Linked DNA regions of Homo sapiens: region 1 is linked to region 2. Evidence: read pairs that join two places in POLR2A ChIA-PET (ENCODE). Cell type or tissue: CD4-positive, alpha-beta T cell. All regions are shown on one strand. Each heading gives the region's core, and the rest is flanking DNA. Links, peaks and the distances in the headings are about the cores only.

The links. Peaks named below come from ENCODE experiments on the same cell type or tissue, not always from the same donor. Only the 100,000 strongest peaks of a DNase experiment are listed, where the experiment ranks them.
Region 1: POLR2A ChIA-PET joins it to region 2 with 6 read pairs; 1 of 35 experiments calls an interaction of 5 or more read pairs at or near these places.

The regions. Positions count from the first base shown.
Region 1 is chr14:89,464,467-89,470,878 of GRCh38, reverse strand. It overlaps a transcript of FOXN3 not described here. Among named protein-coding and RNA genes, the nearest start is that of FOXN3-AS1, 50 kb to the right of the region's middle. RefSeq lists enhancers at 3,155-4,074, 4,075-4,994. In CD4-positive, alpha-beta T cell, for the core only: no CTCF peak of the experiment used is centred there; a DNase peak (open chromatin) is centred at 4,228.
Region 2 is chr14:91,315,691-91,320,690 of GRCh38, reverse strand. It overlaps CCDC88C (coiled-coil domain containing 88C), which reads left to right. Exons shown (of 30, transcript NM_001080414.4): 14 at 4,904-5,000. Among named protein-coding and RNA genes, the nearest start is that of GPR68, 73 kb to the right of the region's middle. RefSeq lists an enhancer at 4,191-4,580. In CD4-positive, alpha-beta T cell, for the core only: CTCF peaks have their summits at 3,019, 3,221 (motif pointing right) and 4,638; DNase peaks (open chromatin) are centred at 2,222, 2,600, 2,920 and 4,690; H3K4me3 peaks cover 726 bases; H3K27ac peaks cover 4,780 bases.

The sequences.
Region 1 (6,412 bases), core at 1,413-6,412, 1.9 Mb after region 2:
TTCCTCCCCCTCATGAAGGTCAGGGAAGCTTTTGCTTTCCTTGACTTGGTTCTCTCTGTTCATTTAGGTTAGCTCTACTGGGCCGCTCCGAGGCATTGGCTGAAAATCTCCGTGCTTGGGACGGAGTGCCTGTGTCTGTGCCTGGCTTGTTGGCATAATGCGTTCCATGGGGGCCTTAGTTATGTTTTTCAAGGCCCCAAAAGAAATTCATGTCCACATAAGAGATGTTTACTTTGCCAGCAAATTCAGCTATCTGGAATATAGCCAGGAGTTGGGTAGGAATAAAAAATATCTCAGAGAGAAAAACAGTTATCTCCAAATCCATGCACTAAATTTTAAGTAGATTGCTGGTTTTGTGTTCTCATTGCAGCCACATTTCCTAATTAACTTGGTTTTCTGATCCTCTTTCATAGATGAGAAAACTGAGGCACAAAGAGGTTAAATAATTTGCCGAAAGTCTCAAAGCTATGAGTGGTAGAACAGGCTCTTATGATTCTAGAGTCAGTAGAATAATTGGTGTTTATGGTGGTGGCAGTGAGATAAGAAAAAGAGTAGAACTGCATTTAATGCTTTTTTTTTTTTTTAGAAAGTCAGAGAGAAATATGTAATAATTGTAGGTTGATTCCCTTCAAAATAGCCAGTTTTGTTTTCTAATTCTAATGTGTGATGAGTATCAGTTGGCTGAGAAATTCCACTAAGTAGGACTGAGCTTCCAGCGTCTGCCAAACAAATGAGGATTTGCTGAACATCTAGTTTAGCTGGTGTATAAATAGACGCTTATGAAATACTTTTTTGCCCAATCAAGATGAAACCACGACTCAGTCTGTGTTATGATGATCAGCTTGGTTCTGGTGTGCTTGGGTGGGAGGTGGACAGCTTCAGGAATATCTCAAAACAGGGGCAGGCCCTGCCTGCATGACTGAAGCTGGTTGCCTCTTTAAAAAAACGCACCTGCGTGGAAGCCCGTGGCGACCAACTCGCTGACATTCACCAGGATCCTCTGTTTGTGTTGCACTTCACAGTTTTCAAAGCACGGACGTGTACATGGAACGATCCTGCGTGTTAGGTGCCTTTTCTCTCCTTCGGATGAAGACAGTGAGACCTAGAGGGATTTACCCAAAGACACAGTGCCAGGGAGTAGCAGAGCCCATCACCTAGACCTCACTCTCTCTCCCCCAGAGCTAGTCCATCAGCTCCTGCTCCGTTCATCCACTGGGGCAAGGCACCCAGAGGGCGATCAAAGCAGACCCATTTCCTACTCCAAGGAGCTTTCTTTCCCAGTTAAAGAAGTCCAGGTCCACAGAGGAGGTGGAGAAAGAAAACGAAAGCCCAGTCACAACATGAACTCTTTGCTCCAAGACAGAACAGAGACTTGAGATAACAGGAATAAGAGAAAAACACCCTTGAACCTCAGGCAGTGTGGAGACAAGGCTTTCCTTATCTACTAGCTGCAGGCAGCAACCTTCAGTTGGAGAAGCCCCTCAACCCTGCTTCCTGGACTGAGGACAGGGCTGAAACTTCTGCCTGCCTTGGGATTGCTGGTCACCCTAACCCAACTGGGTATGCCTTGGAGAGGGGAGGAGGCAGGGATTGGCCGATGGCTGTCAGACACTCCTCCTGGTGCTGTGGGTCTGGGCATCTTAGGGTGATCCCCGACAGGTGTTCTGACCTCAGGCTTGTCTGTGCCACTGACTACCTCAGGGTCACACTTGAAGCCAGTTAGGGGACCCCTGGGTCTCAGTTTCTCTCATCTGCAAATTAAAGAGTTCTCAACCTCACTCATAATAAAAGAGGTTCAAATCAACACAAGGAGTGCCATTTTGTCACTTGCTTATTAGAGAGCAGATATGATGCAAAATTTGAGAATATCCAGTTCTGGAGAGGGGCTGGGAAAAGGCACGTTCACTTGGCTTTTGTGTCAGGGTATATGGGCAGAGCATTTTGGGAGGGCATCTGGCGACGTCTCTCAAAATGTATGATGCACAGACCCAGCAAGTTCACCCTTTGGAATATGTCTGGTGGATTTTCTCACTACAGTATTAACAACTGGTGAATAAGGATGTCTTAATATTGTTTGTAACAGCAACAGCCAAACTGGATACAACCTCGATATTCACCACCAGGGGACTGGTTCAAAGCCCAAATGATACGTCCTGGCACACTGGGCAGCATTTAAATAGGAGGATAGGGAGGGGGTACGAAGATATAACAGGAGTAAATAATAGCAATACATATTTGAGTGCTGTCTGCATTCTAAGAAGTTTACGTGTGTTAACTCATCTATCCCCATCATTCAGATCAAAAAGCTGAGGCACAGTCAAGTTATATAATCTGCTCAAGATCATACTGTAGTTAGAAATTGGCATGGGAGTGTGGAGTACAAACCAAGTGTGTGTGTGTGTATGTGTGTGTGTGTGTGTGTTTTGAGACACAGCCTTCCTCTGTCACCCAGGATGTTGTGCAGTGGCTTGATCTCGGCTCACTGCAGCCTCCACCTCCCTGGTTCAAGCAATTCTTCTGTCTCAGCCTCCCAAGTAGCTGGGACTACAGGTGCCTCCCACCATGCCTGGCTAATTTTTGTATTTTCAGTAGAGACGGGGTTTCACCACGTTGGCCAGGCTGGTCTTGAACTCTTGACGTCAGGTGATCCGCCCGCCCCAGCCTCCCAAAGTGCTGAGATTACAGAAGTGAGTCACTGGGCCCAGCCTGTAAACCAAGTATTTTGGCTTCAGAACTTTGCTTATTGCCTGAAGTACAAAAAGCAAGTTTCAGGAAAGTGGGATCCTATTTATAAAAAAAAAAATAATCAAATTATGTAGATGCATGTATATATGTGCATGCATATATATGCTCATATTTTAATTATTATTTTTGGCAGGATCCACAAGAAAAAAGTAGGAAGGACTGGGGGCTCAGGGCAGGAGGAAAATGCCAGGAGTGCTAGCTCATGCCTGTAATCTCAGCACTTTGGGAGGCTGAGGTGGGAGGAAGGATTGAGGCCAGGAGTTTGAGACCCTCCTGAATAACATAGTGAGACCTAATCTCTACCCAAAAAAAAAAAAAAAAAAAAAAAACAAAGAAAGAAAAGAAAAGGAAGAAGAAGAATTAGCTGGGAGCTTGGTGGGCTTGGTGGCACTTACCTATAGTCTCAGCTATTTGGGAAGCTAAGGAGGGAGGACTGCTGGAGCTTGAGCCCAGGAGTTTGAGACTGCAGCTGGGCAACACAGTGAGACCCCATATGTTTAAAAAAAAAAAAAGCAAGAGGGAACAAAATGTTTTAGCTTTAATTTTCTTCCTTCCTGTGCTGTTTTGCCTTTTTTTTTTTAAAGGGCATGTTTATCACTTAAAAAAAATTTACATTTGGCTAATCCGTTTATGTCGGGGATTAGGTGGACCATTTAAATTTTCTTTTAATTTTTCGGCATTTAAAAAATATGTCATCAGTAATTGTATTTTAAAGTGAAACAGCTGGACATAACTCTCTCCAAGAGCCCCTTCCAGATTAGAAATTTCCCATGTTCCCAGCCCCTTTTCTACAACGTGTAATGAAGCCATGTTTCCTGCCCACAAGGATCTCAGAGTTACAGCAGGTGGTGGATGGCGACACGCACCCCGGGAACAGGCGAAGCTGTGGGATCACACCAGTCTCTGCTGGATGTGGGCTTGTCCTGCCGGGCCAGCCCTCACTTTCTTCCCTAGCAGAGAGCTGTGTCTGAGTCTGGGTGGAGAGCCACCGTGAGAAGGGGGTGTGATGTGCAGCTGCCTGTGCTTGGGAGTCCCGGGCAGGCTCCAGCAGGCTCCGTCCTGGATTGGATCTGAGTTCATGATTATTACCATCGCCCAACAGTGGTAGGTCCCAGCAACGAAAGCTAACGCTGCTTTTGTGTCAGGCGCTGTGATCACGTCTTTATGTGCAGACACTGTAGCTACTGTTTTTCCTCCCCATTCCATAGATGAAGATTCAGATGTTCTCCCTTTCTTCTGCCTTACTTTTTCAGTAATGAAAGCAGTGTGCCCCCACCTTGCCGTAGGCCTGAGGGGATCAGTGTGGTGACTGGAACAGTAATTGAAATGAGAAAACCCTCGAGAGAAATGTAAAACCCAAAGGGAGTGGTACAGGTCCTTGGCCAGCTGCCCCAAGTCCCATGTAATTCTCTGTGCCGTGCTAGAGGGGTGGCTTTAGTTAGGGAGGCCTTGTAGCCTGTGGTCCCTGGTGAGAGTCTGTTCACACCTCCCTTGCAGCACTTCCTGTGTTGTAACTGCTGCTGCGGGTGGTGTGCTTCACTAGGCTGTGGGCTCCTGGTGGGCAAGGTCTTGATTCATCTCTCAAATCCAAATGCCTAGAATGGGCCCTGAATTAGGACTCCAAGCACGTTTCCAACATGGACAGGGTTAGTGCTCTTGGGCAAAACAGTTATCTGAGCAGTCAAGAGGCCTTAGAAAGCAACTGGCACGAAAAACATATTCCCTGCATTTGCCGTCAATTGGAAGAGGATGCAAAAGAGGAGAAATAAGTGGAGCTTCATTTTAGTTTGTGGCAAAGTCATACTTGTCAGCAAAATGGCGGCCCCCGGGAGGTCTGGATGTATTGGTTACTCACATCTCAGTTTGCCTTAAGCGGATCAACTTGAATGCCTTAGACGACCAAGTTGTAATTTCGGAAGGCACAGATACTAATGGAAAAGAGATGAAAAGGAAGAAAATGAAGTGGAAGCTGCAGACTAGAGGCATTCAGTCGTTGCTGGAGGCTGGAATACCAGGAAGTTCCTGGAGGGGCAGCCCTGTGTTTGCTGGCTGACTCCTCCCTACCCACCTGCTCAGTGACGATCACACTGTGACTTATGTGGGGGGCAGCTGGTAGATACTTTGTGTGTGCATGTGCATAAGTGAATAAAGCTAATGAGATGGAGATGGGAATGACCCTGATATTCTGTTCAAATAATCAGCCTGTCTTAAAGGACACTGTTTTATGTAAACCTAAAAACTGGAAACAATGTTTGAATTAATTTTACAATACAATCCAGAGTGATGTCCTAGCTTACTGCATCTAGAAAGCTCTTGAGTTGAGATTTAAATGGAAAATTCCAAGTGTCTTCTCCCTCAGTCAATGATTAAGAACAAATCTTCATCAATTGGAGAGGATGTAACATAGCCTCTCAGTACCTGAAATGATAAATAGCTCAAGTTGGAGGTATTAGATCACACCTCACATTCTTTGCAACTCTGAACCCTGTGAGTTTCAGGGAGTCTCTTTTGAGTGCAGACAGTGGTACAAAACATAACCTTGTGGGACCCCCTTGAAAAGTTCTTCTGGATTGTATTAGTCCGTTCTCATGCTGCTAATAAAGACATACTCAAGCTAGGCGCGGTGGCTCACGCCTGTAATCCCAGCACTTTGGGAGGAGGGTGGATCACGAGGTCAAGAGATTGAGACCATCCTACCCAATGTGTTGAAAACCCGTCTCTACTAAAAATACAAAAATTAGCTGGGAGTGGTGGCGGGTGCCTGTAGTCCCAGCTACTTGGGAGGCTGAGGCAGGAGAATCGCTTGAACCTGGGAGGCGGAGGTTGCAGTGAGCCAAGATCGTGCGACTGCACTCCAGCCTGGCAACAGAGCAAGACTCTGTCTTCAAAACAAAACAAAACAAAAAAAAACAAAGACATGCCAGAGACTGGGTGATTTATAAAGGAAAGAGGTTTAATTGACTCACAGTTCTGCATGGCTGGGGAGGCCTCAGGAAACTTACAATCATGGCAGAAGGGGAAGCAAACACATCCTTCTTCACGTGGCGGCTGCAAGGAGAAGTCCTGAGCAAAAAGGCCCTTATAAAACCATCAGATCTCTGGAGAACTCACTCACTGTCACGAGAAAAGCAGCATGGAAGTCAGGTGCGGTGGCTCACGCCTGCAGACCCAGCACTTTGGGTGGCCAAGGTGGGCGTATCACGAGGTCAGGTGTTCGAGACCAGCTTGGCCAACATGGTGAAACTCAATCTCTACCAAAAGTACAAAAATTAGCCGGGCGTGGTGGTGGGCAGCTGTAATCCCAGCTATTCGAGAGGCTGAGGCAGGAGAATCGCTTGAGCCCCGGAGGTGGAGGTTGCAGTGAGCTGAGATCGTGCCATTGTACCCCAGCTTGGCGACAGAGCAAGACTCCGTCTCAAAAACAAAACAAAACAAAACAAAAACAGAAAAGCAGCATGGGGGTAACTGCCCCCATGATTCAATTACCTCCAACTTGGTCCCTCCCGTGACACATGGGGATTATGAGAACTGCAATTCAAGATGAGATTTGGGTGGGGACACAGCCAAACCATATCACAGATATTACTGAAAAGTTAAGCAAAAGGATAGAGCCCATTTTATAAACAAAGTTAAGGAAGCTTTCTCAGCAAAGGTTTCTTGGAAAGGG
Region 2 (5,000 bases), core at 1-5,000:
TATCCTACAATTTAACTCAATTCTGACACTACAGACCCTGCAGCCTAAGGGCTCAGTCCCACCAGACTGCCTCCCACTTCAGGTGCCAATCCAAGTCCGGATTGTCACCTGTGCTTCTGATCGGCTGGCTGCAGATCAGAGGTTCCCACCACCCCCTTCGTGGGCTCCGCTATTGCCTAGATGGCTTAGTATTCCTTGTTTATTACAAAGTATACAACGCACAGGCAGAACAGATGCACAGGGCGGTGGGTGCGGGGAGTGGTGCCACGCTACCCTGTCCTCTGCGGGTGCCCCTCCAGCACCTCCACATGTTCACCAACCTGGACACTTTTTGACCAAGTCCTTTTGGGTTTTTATGGAGGTTTCATTATATAGGCATGATTGATTACATCATTTGCCATTTGATTAGCTCAACCTCCAGGCCCTGTCTCCTCCCTGGAGGTAGGGGAGGCCTGAAAGTTTCATCTCTCTAATAACATGGTTGGTTCCCTTGGCAACCAGCTCCCATCCTGAGGCTCTCCAGGAGCCCCCAGTCCTCATTCATCTTAGCATACAAGAAAGACACCTATCCCTTTGGAGATTCCAAGGGTTTTCGAAACTTGTGCCAGGAAATTTAGCAACAACCAAACACACATTTCTTTTTTTTTTTTTTTTTTTTTTTTTTTTGAGACTGAGTTTTGTTCTTGTTGCCCAGGCTGGAGTGCAATGGCACAATCTCAGCTCATTGCAACTCCACCTCCCAGGTTCAAGTGATTCTCCTGCCTCAGCCTCCCGAGTAGCTGGGATTACAGGCACCCACCACCACACCCAGCTAGTTTTGTATTTTTAGTAGAGACGGGGTTTTGCCATGTTGGCCAGGCTGGTCTCAAACTCCCGACCTCAGGTGGCCCACCCGCCTCGGCCTCCCAAAATGCTGGGATTACCAGCATGAGCCACCATGCCCGGCCCCAGACACACATTTCTTATGCTGGCTGTTGTGGGGATTAGAGGTGGTAGTGTGTGTGACGGATTCGGCACATAGTAAGCACTCAATAAAAAGAGAGCAGGGCACTGTTATAAAGCATGCAATAGGGACCCAGGGAGAAGAACCAGTAAGGTACCGAATACCAGACGTTGAGTTGTTGACTAAAGTGATAATGAACATCTTTGGGGCTGCAAAGCCTAGGTCTGTATGTGTGAGGCCACTGACGGAACACCTTAGGGTCTTGCTGTGGTAAAACAAGCAGGTCAGTGCTTTCTCCCTCCCCTGGGTTTATGGGATGGGGAAGAAGAGATAGCTGAACTGTGTTCTGTTTTAATGACAGCTGTTAGGTCTTCCTGGGAGCAGAGTAGAAGCCAGACACCTGGGTGAACAGATGAGAGTTTGCAAGCCAGTCTTGTTCTACAGTTAAGAGGATCCCTGTCACATGGCAGATTCCTTCTCAGGTGCAGGAAGGGGCCAATGAGAGACTAGGGATTGCCGACAGGTCTTGCTCATTCCAGGTCAGAGGACCTCTCATCCACCTGCCTCACACTGTGGAGGCACTGGTGTACTGTGGGCTCTGAATGCACCAGCTGTCAGATTCCAGTCGAGGGAGGAGGCCAGAGTGTTCTTGCGGGCTGACTGCCATGCAGGATGGGCAACCCTCAGCCAGCTCAGCTCATCCTGAATTTCCCTCTCCAACCTCAGCCATCCAGCTGTGAGTCCTGGCAGTGTCATTTACTGAGGCATGACTGTGGCAGGACACCTGGGTCCCTTGGCTCTGCAGGTTCTTTTTTTTTTTTTTTTTTTTTGGACGGAGTCTCGCTCTGTTGTCCAGGCTGGAGTGCAGTGGTGCAATCTCAGCTTCCTTGCTATCTCCATCTCCTGGGTTCAAGCGATGCTCCTGTCTCGGCCTCCCAAGTAGCTGGGATTACAGGCATGTGCCACCATGCCCAGCTAATTTTTGTGTTTTTAGTGGAGATGAGGTTTCGCCATGTTGGCCAGGCTGGTCTCCTGACTTCAGGTGATCTGCCCACCTCAGCGTCCCAATGTGAGCCACTGCACCCAGCCACTCTGCAGGTTCATGATCTCTGAGGCTGGGAACAGGTCCCCCACTCCTGGGAACTGGTCCCTTGAGTTCCCTCATGGGACTTCTACGAGGCTCCTCACTCTTGTCCCTTTGAACTTTGTGTGCCTTGCAGCGTTTGAGCTGCCAGGTGGTTTTTCCTCTCTTTGTAGGACAACAGAAGACACCCCCGTCTCATGCCACATCTTCTGGTGCAGGGCAGCATGGGGAAAGTGACTCGGTTTTTTGAGACAGGGTCTTGCTCTGTCATCCAGGCAGGAGTGCGGTAGTGTGACCATGGCTCACTGCAGATTTGACCTCCAGAGCTCAAGTAATCCTCCCACATCAGCCTCCCGAATAGCTGGGACCACAGGCACGTACCACCACGCCCAGCTAATTTTTTTTTTTTGGAACTGGGGTCTCTTTATGTTGCCCAGGCTGGTCTCAAACCCCTGGGCTCAAGCAGTCCTTCGGTCTCAGCCTCCCAAAGTGCTAGGAGCACAGGTGTGAGCCACTGTGGCTGACTCAGTGTTTTGGTTTCTTAGATTCATGTGGGCCTAGCACGGGAAATGTCTTCATAAGTGGCAGCCCAACCTTGGCCATGATAAAAATAATTGCCCTTTAGGAAGATGAGAACCTCCAGCTCTGCAGGTCCTCACGACGCTGCCCCAGAAAGCCTGCAGTATTATCTCTCTGGCCTAGTGATATTTTGGGGCCCCTTCTGGCAGGTCACCAGGGTGGTGCCCAGGCATCTCTCTGCCCTGTCCTGTCTGCTGTGGCCCCTCCTCTGTACAAACAGGACCTGGCGGGGGCGTCGCCCACCCACCACAACTCCTTATGCTGATCTCTCAGGCCCTACCCACTTCCTCCCTGGCCCGACGCCAGCCTCTCCTGCCGTGGCCCTCGGGAGGCCCTGTCTTGGCACACACTCTCTGGTCGTGGGGGCGCCGGAAGGGAGGGGCCGCTGTTTGCAGGCAGGGCTGTCCTGTGTCTGAAGCCTGGAGCTCTCTCCTCCCTCTCGTCCTTGGCCTGCCCTGAGCCTGGCTGGAATCTGGCCCGACCCTGCAGGGTGGTTCTCCCTTCACTCTCTGTCCATGTCTCACTGACTGTTTTATTGGCCCCAGTGCCCAGCCCAGAGTCTGACACGTAGAGGGTGCTCGCCAGCATTTGACAGGTGAACCCTTCAGCACCAGCAGGAGGCAGGCTGTGCTTCAGGCCTGGCAACCCTCAGCCAGCTCAGCTCATCCTGAATTTCCCTCTCCAACCTCAGCCATCCAGCTGGCATTTCCTAGTCAGTAAGCAAGCCCGTTGGCCCTGCTGAGTCCCACAGGGGGCCCCTAGTGCCAACCTGGCTCTTCATCTCACCCCGAATGTAGCCCAGGCTGCACGCTTGCTTTGGTCTGGGACCTCTGGAAACCATAGTTCCCTGAAGTTAAAACATCTTTCTCTCTAACTCAAGGCACCTCCATGGGTCCTAGAGAAGCCCCCTCCCTCCTCTGTGTCTGTAGCTTTGTATTGAAGTCATAAGAGTTCATTCTTTGAGTCAGGAAGGAAAAAGAATCCTTATTTTTAGAGGAAGAGGGGCAGCCCTTTGGGGGCCTGTCATGAGAGGCAGGAGCAGCTCATGTGAAGACATGCAGCCTGGGGGCTGAGGGGCAGGGTCCTGGCACCCACAACTCCCAGGAAAACCTAATGCTGCACCACATGAGACTGTTGCCCATGCCAGTGGCTGCAGGGAGGACAGGAAACCCTCTGGGGGCCAGAAAGTCTGCAGCCATCCCATACCTTAGCCCAGCAGGTTCATCAGGTGCACAGGTCTTCTTCGGGGATGGACCGGAGTATAGGACAAAGAACCACAGAATGAGAAAGATGAGGGGTCCATCAGGGGTAGGTAGGACCCAGGAAATCACACCTTTAGACCAGAAGCAACAGCAATCAGAAATGCAAGGGTTGGCCGGGCACAGTGGCTCATGCCTGTTAACCCCAGCACTTTGGGAGACCGAGGCAGGCGGATCACCTGTGAGACCAGCCTGGCCAACACAGTGAAATCCCGTCTCTACTAAAAATACAAAAATTAGATGGGCGTGGTGGCAGGCTTCTGTAGTCCTAGTTACTCAGGAGGCTGAGGCAGGAAAATTGCTTGAATCTGGGAGGCGGAGGTTGCAGTGAGCCAAGATCATGCCATTGTACTCCATCCTGGGCGACAAGAGCAAAACTCCATCTCAAAAAAAAAAAAAGGTTGAGTCAGAATCTGCATTTCAGCAAGGCGGGCACTCGTGTGCAACGGGGAGCATAAGGACCTCTGTTTAGGTAGTTCATGTTTAGGAGGGCTGCGAACAGGTGGGTTCTGGCATAAGACCTTGATGTCAAGGAGATCACTGGGTGGCTGTCCAGGCCAGACAAAATGTGGCCTGGCCTGTGAGGGAGATGGTGGAAGTGTGGAAGGGGTAAGAAGGACAGGGCTTGGTGACACATTTCCATGGAGGTGAAAGAGGAAGAGATATAACAGAGGGCCACTTGAGCAGCCAGGTGACATCACCAACTGAGGCAGGAAGTCTCCAGGAGGACAGGAAGCTGGGTGCGTGTGAAACCCCCGAGGGCACCCAGCGGTGGCGGCCTCAGGCGGTGGAGCACATGGCAGCAAGGATGGGGCAGAGGGACGCTGGGGGGATGGTGATGGTTTGCTTCCTGGTGACTTTCTGTCTTAAGAGTGACAGCTGTGGTGTGGGGAGTTGCTACAGAATGATGTCAGGAGGTCTTCCCTTGAGAAAAGACCCATCAGTGCATTCTGTTGGGGTGGTTTCTGTTTTGTTTTAAATCATGGTTCACTTCGTAGGACTGATGTCTGCACTGGGCTGGGTCTTTTGGTTCTGCAGATTGAAAAGTTACAAACCCAGCTGGAGAGAGAAAAGCAGAGCAACCAAGATCTGGAGACCCTCAGTGAGGAGCTGATCAGAGAGAAGGAGCAGCTGC